2 separate regions of the Homo sapiens genome follow, and region 2 is linked to region 1. Evidence: chromatin contacts called from ENCODE Hi-C or POLR2A ChIA-PET data. All regions are on one chromosome and are shown on one strand. Each heading gives the region's core, a stretch centred on a gene start or an enhancer-like site at or near the end of the contact. The rest is flanking DNA. Distances are from core to core; before and after follow the strand shown. Region 1 has its middle 32 kb from the start of HRH4. Region 2 has its middle 170 kb from the start of ZNF521.

What was found. Hi-C counts contacts between places; a loop is a spot of excess contacts on that map. ChIA-PET counts read pairs that join two places held with the same protein, here RNA polymerase II (POLR2A). Pooled maps may share reads with other maps.
Region 2: a loop to region 1 is called in a pooled map, with 5 times the contacts of the local background. The contact joins two enhancer-like sites. A Hi-C loop is called at or near these places in 1 of 37 single-sample maps with no recorded cell type and 1 of 50 pooled maps. POLR2A ChIA-PET finds 5 or more read pairs at or near these places in 1 of 52 experiments (OCI-LY7).

Annotation. Positions count from the first base shown.
Region 1 is chr18:24,490,173-24,495,415 of GRCh38, reverse strand. No RefSeq gene overlaps it. Among named protein-coding and RNA genes, the nearest start is that of HRH4, 32 kb to the right of the region's middle. RefSeq lists an enhancer at 3,026-3,195 and a silencer at 3,376-3,435. Within about 2 kb of position 2,720, at least 2 of the 41 ENCODE cell types and tissues checked have a DNase peak (open chromatin) inside an H3K27ac peak, as active enhancers do; they include OCI-LY7, where a contact is called at or near this core.
Region 2 is chr18:25,516,820-25,522,062 of GRCh38, reverse strand. No RefSeq gene overlaps it. Among named protein-coding and RNA genes, the nearest start is that of ZNF521, 170 kb to the right of the region's middle. RefSeq lists an enhancer at 3,081-3,250. Within about 2 kb of position 3,187, at least 3 of the 41 ENCODE cell types and tissues checked have a DNase peak (open chromatin) inside an H3K27ac peak, as active enhancers do; they include OCI-LY7, where a contact is called at or near this core.

The DNA of each region.
Region 1 (5,243 bases), core at 1,471-3,970:
GATTATTATGCACTAAAGTCCATCTAAGTCACTTTAAATGATTTTCTTCGCATGAAATCTGTTGATAATCATGCTTAAACCACTTTCCCTCCTTTAAGTTAGAGTACAAGAGTGAGTTCTTAAGAGTTATTTTTTCTACTGTAGAATGCTTTGAAACACATCTCTTCCAGCTCCAAGATCTACGTATATTCATGAAATCCTTAATTTAGTTTCTGCCAATGATTTAAACACTATTTTTATCATAATACTTACCACCACCAAATGTATATAAATGCAAAATCATATGTCCTAGATCAGTTTTAATGTCATGAATGATGTTTATCAGATTATCTCAAGTAAGAAGTGAATTCATTTGATGTTATCTAAAAATCTTAAAGATTACAAATGTGTTATTACAGTTGTGTGTTTATGGTATGAAGCTCCTACTTTAGAGTGAAGCTCTTGTAGGTGAAATAACAATTTTCTTTGAAGAATTTTACCTCGTAGCTAAATTTGCTGAGAATAAACCATTCCATCAAGTGGGAGATACTGGCCTATGAGTACTGCATGTTGACAAATAAGGTTGTTAAACCATGGAGACCAAGGAGAACATTCTTTACAATGAAGCGGTTGAGGTGGTCACCACCTTAACCAAACAATCAAACTCACAACCACATCACTAATGGTGTAACAACCTGATGTTAAATGCCTCCCAGCATGATACAGTAGGAAGTAAATGGTACCAACTGTAAAATAATCTTGCCCAAAATGACTTGACTCTAATTGAGCCTTAATATCTTTCAGTAAGCCTTTCTCAGCTAGTTCCTCAACTGAACCATGGATCCACAGAATATGAGTTGAGTGATGATTGTCAGTTCTCCTAAGAATGGAACATAACTACTACTATTCTAGTTGCATGGGATAGAAGTTAATTCACGACCTAAAATGAGTGCCTTAGGACAACACACCTCAATTCTCTCATGGGTCCCCAGTTGTGAAGGGTCAAGTTCAATGAGAAAATAATCAGACAAATCCAGAATGTAACATATTCTACAAAACAACTCATCTACTTTCTCCAAAGAGAAAATATCGTGGGGGAGAAAAAAAAACATGATGATTATTAATTAAAGGACTCTAAAGACTTCAGTCACAGTCGATGATAGTTTATGCCTCTTTTTGGCTTTCATCTACAAGGATTCATACAGCCTGTGCTCTTGTATCAAGCTTCTTTCACTCAACATGTCTGAGATTCATCTATGCTATTGCAAGATGCAGTATCTCTTTCCTTTTGTTACTGTGTAGCATTTCTTTGTATATACATATGCCACAATTCAGTTATCTATTTTATTGTTGATGGATATCTGTGACATTTCCAACTTGGGGACATTGTGAATAAAGCTGTTGTAAGCATTCTTGCACGGGTCTTTGATGGCATATGCAACTCTGTGGTGTAGACTTAGGAGACGAATTACTGGTTCATAGAATCAGTATCTATTGAAGGGTTTTAAATACTGCCAACAATTTTCCTAAGTGGTTCAACCAATTTGCACTTTCAGCCAAAGGATCTGGGAGGTTCAGTTGTTTCATACCCTTGCCCCTTCTAGGGGATGGGGAAGAGGTCATATTGACAGAGAAACAGCTTGGGGCAACCTTCAGGGGCAATAAAAATATTCCATATATCAACCTGGTTGGTGGTCATATAGGGGTCACAATTTTTACATAAGTATGTAAAAATTGATCAAGGTACAGGTTTAAGGTTATACACTTGTATGTAGGTTCTGCCTCAATGAGAGATGAGAGAGCAAGAGATTAAAAAGACAACAACCAAATGTAACGGGTGAAACTTGATTGGCTCCTGGTTCAAAACAAAAAACACTTATCAGAGACAGTTTTGAATCACTTGGAGAAGTTTTAATATGGCCTGGATATTAGATGTTATTAGGGAATTCTTTTTCATTATCTTAGGTGTGATCATTGTATTGGGGTTATTTAGGAGAATGTTAGTATTAGGAAATGCATGCTCGGGTATTTAATTAGGGATAAATTGTCATGCTGCCTGTAACTTACTTTCTAATGTTTCAGCAAATGTGTCTGTGTGTGGGCGGGGGGGGGGGGTCTGTGTGTGTGTACACATAAAGATAAAAACAAAACAACAAAACAAATATGGAAAAAAATGTTAACCATTGTTGAATCTAGGTGGTGGATATGAACTTGTTATATTATTTTTTCAACTTTTCTGAATATTTAAAACTTTCCAAAACAAAAATAAAATGTGTTTGGGGGAAGATATAGAGAGTTGAAGTGACCAGCTTAAAATAACAAGGTAACAAGGAGAAGACCCTAAAAGAAAATTCTAGCAATCTTGACCCTCTCTGTGCCATCCTGTACATTGTCGCTTCCCGGTGTTCAAGACTGATTGTTAAATTTGAATATGTTTTTTAAATTTTATTTCCTTCTTCAAAGTGCTTCCAAGAGTCTAACAGGAAAGCACAAAGACACCCCTAGATTTCTCTTATAAATAAACTTGCATTCTGCCTGCAAATCAAACCTCCCCCTGCCCCCATCTCTCGCCTGTTACACAGCTACTTTCAAAATCACTCCACAATCATTTGACCCATGTCCATATTCCCTTTTTCTAATGCAAAAGCTAAATTGAAAGCTAAGCGGCCCTGGCAGCCCACAAAACCCCATGATTTCTGCCCTGAGCGGGAGGGGACCCGGTGAAACGCCGCGCCGCTGTTTCAGGTTCACTGCCCAGCTGCCACGCTCAGCCGAGCTTCTCAGGTGGCTGGGCCACTTTGAAGGTTTACTTTCAATTAAAAAAAAAAATAAGAAAGAAGCCAAATCAGCAGCTGTCAGGGATGCAGGGGAGATTTATTCCGGGTGGTCAAAGGGGAGCGTGGTCCCCAGTAAAGGCCTAAAGTTAGGCAGGAAGGAAATTCAAGCTGGAGAGAGAAATTCCTCCTGGCAAGGTCAGCCGATGCTGGGCTAGTCCTTCTGGGTAAGGCTGCCCGATTCCTATTGCTGGACCTGCTCAAAAGGGAGCCGAGGAGTCGGCTTGCAGACACTTGGAGAGTGGGTTTGGGGAGGGAGACTGTCCAGGGGGAGCTTTGAAAGCAGAGCTTATTAATCAGATGAAACCAGGCCTGAGGGATCCAAACATGACTGATTTTCAAATTGCTTCCTGATTCAAAAGCTGGTGTTGCCCACCTCAAAATGTGATGAGGTGAAGAGGCCAGGTCCCTGGGCAGTTCTGCATGCATCGAGCTTCCATTGAAGTCGGCCTGTGTGAAGAAGCAGAGCAGCTGTGCAGAGCGGAGCTGGAGTGGGGGGCTGTGGTTTTATCACCTTTCATTTCCTGTCTCAGTTCTGATATGGCTTTAGACGTTTCACATGCAAGTGTGAAAACTAGCATGTGCTTTGCAGAAGGAATCAGCCAAGCGCCCCGCTAACCCTGATCAATGCCCTGGTAACTTCTAGAACCAATCAGTCAAGCTACATGCATGGGTTTTAAACTATTCTCATCCCCTCTCCCCTGTTTACAGCCATGTTATTTATCCACGCAATCCCGGAAGTAATTGGAATATAGAAGCTCGAGTGGGTTCTATGCCCTCTCCATTTCCTCTGGACGTACTAATTATCCATGTTATACCCGCTTGCTTCTTACCATGGGTAATAAGGGTTATCACTGACGCTGTTAGTTAAGCTAATAGACATTGCCCAGATATCCCAGACCTCATTAGGTATTTAAGATACCTATATGTTTTTTATATTTTTATATATATTTCAAATACCTATATTTATTTTATATTTGTATGCATTTTAAATACCTAATGAGGTATTTAAAATACATAAATGTATGTAAATATATGTATTTAAATAAATACATATATGTATATATAAAATACATATATGTATATATAAAATACATATATGTATTTAAATAAATAAATATATGTATATATAAAATACATATATGTATTAATATATGTATATATAAATACATATATGTATTAATATATGTATATATAAATACATATATGTAATTTAATATACGTATATATAAATACATATATGTTTTTATATGTATATAAATACATATATGTATTTTAATATACGTATATATAAAAACATATATGTACTTAAATATACATGTATTTAAAATACAGATATATGTATTTAAATATACATGTATTTAAAATACAGATATATGTATTTTAAATATACATGTATTTAAAATACAGATATATGTATTTAAATATACATGTATTTAAAATACAGATATATGTATTTAAAATACAGATATATGTATTTAAATATATATGTATTTAAAATATGTATATATACACATATAGACAGAGATTTAATTTTTTAAAAGCAAACAAAATTACAATGAATTAAGCCCATTTTGTCGGATTTCCAGACGTTGACCTTCTTGTATCTCTCCTGTCATTTCTGACAGTTCCCAAAGAGAGGCCCTTGCACACGTCCATAAACCAGTCTGTCAAAGGAAATCAGCCTGAAGCAGCCACCCTCTTTTGAGTCGTGGCTCTGGTTGTCACTTGCCCTTGTCCACCACGTGGACCTTCTGGGTGGGAAGCCTCAGCGCTTCCAGTGCCCATCTGGAGAATGCAGTGGTTATGCAGGCCTCCAGATGACACGTTTCTTCCATGGGAGCTCCACATTCCATCTGGGTTGTCAAAATGCTGGGTTCCTTGCATCATGGACAAAAATGACTTCCTCTCTGGCTCTGTATCACATTGTGACATCTGGTCACTAAGGCAGCTCTGTTATGCCAAGAGAATCACAAAGTGTCTTTTGAAAGGTTTTATCAACTTTTGTGTTTATAAAATAATTCATAACTTCTGGTCATCATTCCTCTATCCAGAGGAGTTCAAATATAAGCCAGGAAGATAATTACATTATACACTGCTTTCTTTTTCTTCCTCTTTCTTCCCAGCTCCTTTTTCCCCACTTTTATTCCCCGATTTTCTTCTCCAAAATATTTTTCTTTCTCTTTCCCAAGTTACAGAACAAAATCTCATAAGATTTTAGTATACAAAACACATATTGATAGAGATGGAATGAACGTATTAACTCTATTAACACTATCTGGGACTGTCCCTAGTCAGTTGCAATTTTTAATAAATCTAAAAAGCCAAGCTGGGCATGGTGGCTCACGCCGGTAATCCCAGCACTTTGGGAGGCCACTGTGGGTGGATCACCTGAGGTCAGGAATTCGAGACCAGCCTGGCCAACATGGT
Region 2 (5,243 bases), core at 1,938-4,437, 1.0 Mb before region 1:
CATGAGGAAAGATCAGAAAGCCAAGGAGACCTCTGAGAATAAGGCCTCATGGATCTTCTAGTTTCAGATGGACACATTTATATACTTGCCTTCCATATCTGATGGTACCTTTAGACTGTGAAGACTAACATAAATTCCCCAACTCCTTGCTTCTGCACAACAAATATAATAGTGGCCAATTAGTCTACCCACTTATCAGATTTGTAGCTAGATAGCAGGGCATGTCCTCAAGTACACACAAAAATGGAAACAAAGAGTCTCATTTTTATAAGCCCAAACTTATTGATAAATTTTATTATATTTTCTTCCTTTGCTTAATATTTAGAACTGCCTTAAAGCTTACCTTTGGTCTGATGAGAAATGTATTTTCTTCTAGTAGGTTATTTTATGGAAAAAATAATCAGAGGTATACACAAATACTTCTGTAGTGTTACAAGGATGGTTATTGTAGGTTTCCTCTATTGGTAAAACTGGAAATAGCCTAAGTGTCCAACAGGAGGGAAACTAAGAAATATGAAATACTATATAACAATTCAGTATATGTTTAAGTAAAATTAAGTGAAAAAAGGTTAAAATCATATATACATCACAATCCCACTTTTATAAAATGTGATATATTTGACTAGATGTATTATAGCAAAATATAGTGGTCTTTAGTACTTGGAGTACCCTTTCTGGACTAGGAGATGAATGGAGCAGGTGAAAGTAGGACAGGTTTCCTGTCTCCCTCCCTGGCTGCTGCAGTCCACTGTTGGCTTCTCTAACTCCCGTAATGTTTGCCATTTATAAAACACAGTATCACATTTAATTATATTTTGTGTTGTATTGTTCTTGAAAGTGTCTGGAAGACTTCAAGAAGAATTTTATGTCTGCTAGATTTTCAGCACCTTGTGGCAGAAACCATGTTGTGTCATTTAAAGAAAAAATATGCTTCATGGTTTCTTGCAGAGTTCTGGACACATAGCTAGTCTTCAATTAAATAGGAGATTAGGATAATTCAGTTCTGTATCAACAGGTTAAAGCAGTTATTAAGCAGCATGAAATACAGGTAAAAACAACTCTTTCAACCTTTTGAAAACTTTAATGTCTATCACTTTGTATGCAAAAAACAATTTTTTTTTTCATAACTTAGATAACCCAAGACAACCTGGCCTTTTGCTATGCAGGCCTATGTCATCTAGTGAAGAGTTGAGTCCACCAGCAGTTCTTCATTGAGGCAAAAGAAGAAAACAAACAAAAACAACAACAAATAAATCCGACTTTTAGCAAACCATCTCAAAATATTGCAACATACAAGAACATCAAAGAAACAAACAAAAATAATAATAATAATAATGCTTCCTTGGCTGACATGGAAATGTTTACTAGTCACTAGCATGATAGACCGTGCATGACCCAGGTCTTCGATTTGATTGTCAGTGGTAGATAATTAGCTTAGAATTCCCAGCAAAGGCAGGGTGCAGTGGGTTACTCCTGTAACCCACACTGGCTTTGCCTCCCTCTTTAATGAACCCTCAACTGATTCCTCAAGCCCACAATATTCCCTCCCAGCTGATTCCTTCAGCAGATGAGTTCTGATTCAAAGATGGTTTTGTTGCAAATCAGCTAGTTTAAGTAAAAGAGGTTTATCATAAGGACAGATAAGAAGCAGGACATATTTTTGGATCTCATCAACGGAGTCCTTGCATTTTATTTATTATTCTTATGGTAGCCTGACTCAGCATCCAACTTCCTTAATGCCTGTGTTACTAGTTTAAGTTCTTGAAAAAGTCACTGTGATTGGCCATGCAATGGATTGGCTGCACCTGTGTTGGTAACGAACCTCGCCCATCAGCTGTGGCTGGCTGTCTAGCTGGGATTAAAGAAACTGTTGTTTTGGAGTCTGGAAAATTAGGAAAATCTACTCTCTTCGGGCTAGACTGTATTAATATTTCTTTACTTTCAACAAGATGGAAATTTCAGTAGAGCAAGAAACAAGTCAAGCAATCACATACCCCTATGTTCCCTATCAATTGCAGCATCCTGGAGGCAAATCCAGGACAAGGCGGGCAAATCAGTTGATGCCAGGAGTTCTAGACCAGCCTGGCCAACATGATGAAACCCTGTCTCTACTAAAAATACAAAATAAAAATTAGCCAGATGTGGCCGGGCACGGTGGCTCACACCTGTAATCCCACCAGCACTTTAGGAGGCCGAGGTGGGTGGATTACGAGGTCAGGAGATCGAGACCATCCTGGCTAACACGGTGAAACCCCGTCTCTATTAAAAATACAAAAAAATTAGCTGGGCGTGGTGGCGGGTGCCTGTAGTCCCAGCTGCTCAGGAGGCTGAGGCAGGAGAATGGCATGAACCCGGGAGGCGGAGCTTGCAGTGAGCCGAGATTGCGCCACTGCACTCCAGCCTGGGCAACAGAGCGAGACTCTGTCTCAAAAAACAAACAAACAAACAAAAAATTAGCCAGACATGGTGATGTGTGTCTGTAGTCCCATCTCCTCAAGAGGCTGAGGTAGGAGAATTGCTTGAACCCAGGAGGTGGAGGTTGCAGTGAGCCAAGGTCCCACCACTGCACCCCAGCTTGTGCAACAAAGTGAGACTCCATCTCAAAATAATAGTCATAATAAATAAAGAATAAAAATAAAAAATAGAATTCACAGCAAATACTTTTATTTTGTCCACCTGCTGTAACTGAAATGGCAAAGGACTTCCTAAGGCAGGGCTGTTCTCAAATCCATAGTCTAGTTGTACAGACAATATCTGAACTTGAATAAGTCCCTTACAATGTTTGGACTTTACCTCTCAATACATAAATAGAGGTAGTAATATGTCATCTGGACAATACAGGCAATAATAGCCATCCAAAGATTAATAACAGGATTATTGCAAGGATTAAATAATGTGATGTGAATACATCCATAAACTGTGAAATGTGATATATTGTTGACGACATTAGTAACATACCTTTTTGTTCATCATTTTCTCATAGGGCAGAAATGGATACAGCATCTAAAACTCTCTTGATCATAAGGAATAATAGTCATTCGGCAATTTCCATAAGAAGAAAAATTCATGACATAGACTATTAGTGAAATGAGGTACCAGTATATAAACTTTTCTTCTCAAAACAACCGTCTTAGGTACATACAGTAGTTCCCCTTTTTCTGCAGTTTCACTTTCCATGGTTTCAGTTACCTAACGTCAACCATGGTCTGAAAATATTACAGTATTTAGAGAGAGACAGAGACCACATTCATGTAACTTTTATTACAGTATATTGTTATAATTGTTCTACTTTATTATTAGTGAGTGTTGTCAACCTTTTACTTTGCCTAATTTATAAATTAAACTTTATCTTAGGTATGTATGCATAGTATAGGGCTTGGTACTATCTGTGGTTTCAGGTATCCACTGGGGATCTTGGGACATATACCCTACTGATAAGGGGGACTACTGTATCACTGTTTATCACCATTTTACAGATCAGGAAACTGAGGTCACACAGCTGGCAAGTGGTAGAGTTGAGACTCAAGCCTTTTCTGGTGCCAAAGCTCCAATCTGTGCTCTTAAGCACAAATGAGCCTGATGACAAATTCTCAGACTGTGACTGAATGAGTGAGAGATGCCAGTTCTTAAACAAACACTGGGGAAAAGTTACCAGTGCAAATGGGGATTAGAAAGGAATCGTTCTTTTCCCTCCTGGATGTTTACACGGGTGGTTCACCCCATTCATGGGCAGGAAAACACAGGAAATCTGGGCTGTGAGTTGTTGGGATCTAAGGGAGCCCATGATTGACTCATGTGTTGTTTCTATACTATGCTTGCCAATTATATTTTTAAACAGCAGCTACTGTTATATACTTCTTTTTCCCTCTCAGGAGTTCACAAACAAGTTTTTAATTTTAAGGTCAAATTGGAGGTCACTCTCAAGGTATGGGAAATTCCATTCCCATGGCTGCGTCTGGACACAATTTCTTTCTCCCGCAGGGCATTGTGGAATGTAGTATCACAGACTGACAGGCAACGTGAGACACAGAACAAGGCTGCAGAAATGCACTTGGTGGGGAACATTTTTCTTCTATTTCAATATTAAAATGGGAAAGTAGAAAATCTGGAAAATAAAAAGTGCTGTCTCTACAAACGTTTGGGGTAGAAAGAAGCATCTCACTTTCACTTACAAAATTAGCTCTTTACTTTCTCAGACGTTATTAAATCTATTATAACCTTTCATCAGCAAATAGTCATGGGAGACTCTGAGTAACACTTGTCCTAGAAAAAGGCATGAAGACACCTGGCTTCTCCAGCTTTATTAGCTCAGCTAGTATTGATGATGATGAAATTAATTCAGATTATTGATATCTTGGCAACAGGAATGTCACCTGAGTATTTTATAAAAAGATGTAGAGGTATACAAATTCTTTCTAACTTCCTGGGAAAAGCAGGGACTAATCAATGCCACCCGATGTTCATCATAACTCTTATAAAGTAACACTCCTGACTTCTGCATAAAGAATTGTCCATTAGCTCAGCGGCCAGGTATCTAGGCAGGGCCAGTGCTCTAATCAGCAGCTTGTACTCTAATTATGGGCTTCTTTGAATACCCGTGATACCTTGTTTAAACTGCTGTCCCCTCTTCGCTTCCATACTGAACGAAAGTTAACGATATAAGCATGCTTGTTGTTGGTTGAGGCATTCAGCCCTGGTAAATAACTCTCTTGATTTTTGCTTTGGGTTCACAGATCTGTGGTGTCATGCCTCGTATAGACATGACTAAGTGACTTTAAAAACCATGGTTGTTGAAATCTGACCCAGGCTAAAAAAAAAATACTTACCAAAAAAAAAAAAATAGCTCAGTGTTCTCTTTGTGAAATGCCAGCTCCAATCTGCATGGAGCCCATGGTAAATTACCCACCTGTTTTCACTTACACAACATTAAAAAACACTTATACATCATTACATTCTTATATCATATTACTGAAAATGAATGCTAACACGATATGAGATAAACAGTGCTAATGAGGTAGAAGGTGGCTCCTATGCTCTCCTGATAGGATGACTATGGCCCTGATCAACTTTTGGTCATTGTATGAGACTCTTTGAATCTTGTTATCTTGACAAAGGGTAGAAAGAGGCTTTTGTTTCCAGCACCTGCTGTTTCTCCACATACTTGGACTACTTCTCAACAAAGTTAAGCTGAATCACTGCAAGACACTGAAACTTTATTAACTCATTGGAAATCAGGTTGATAT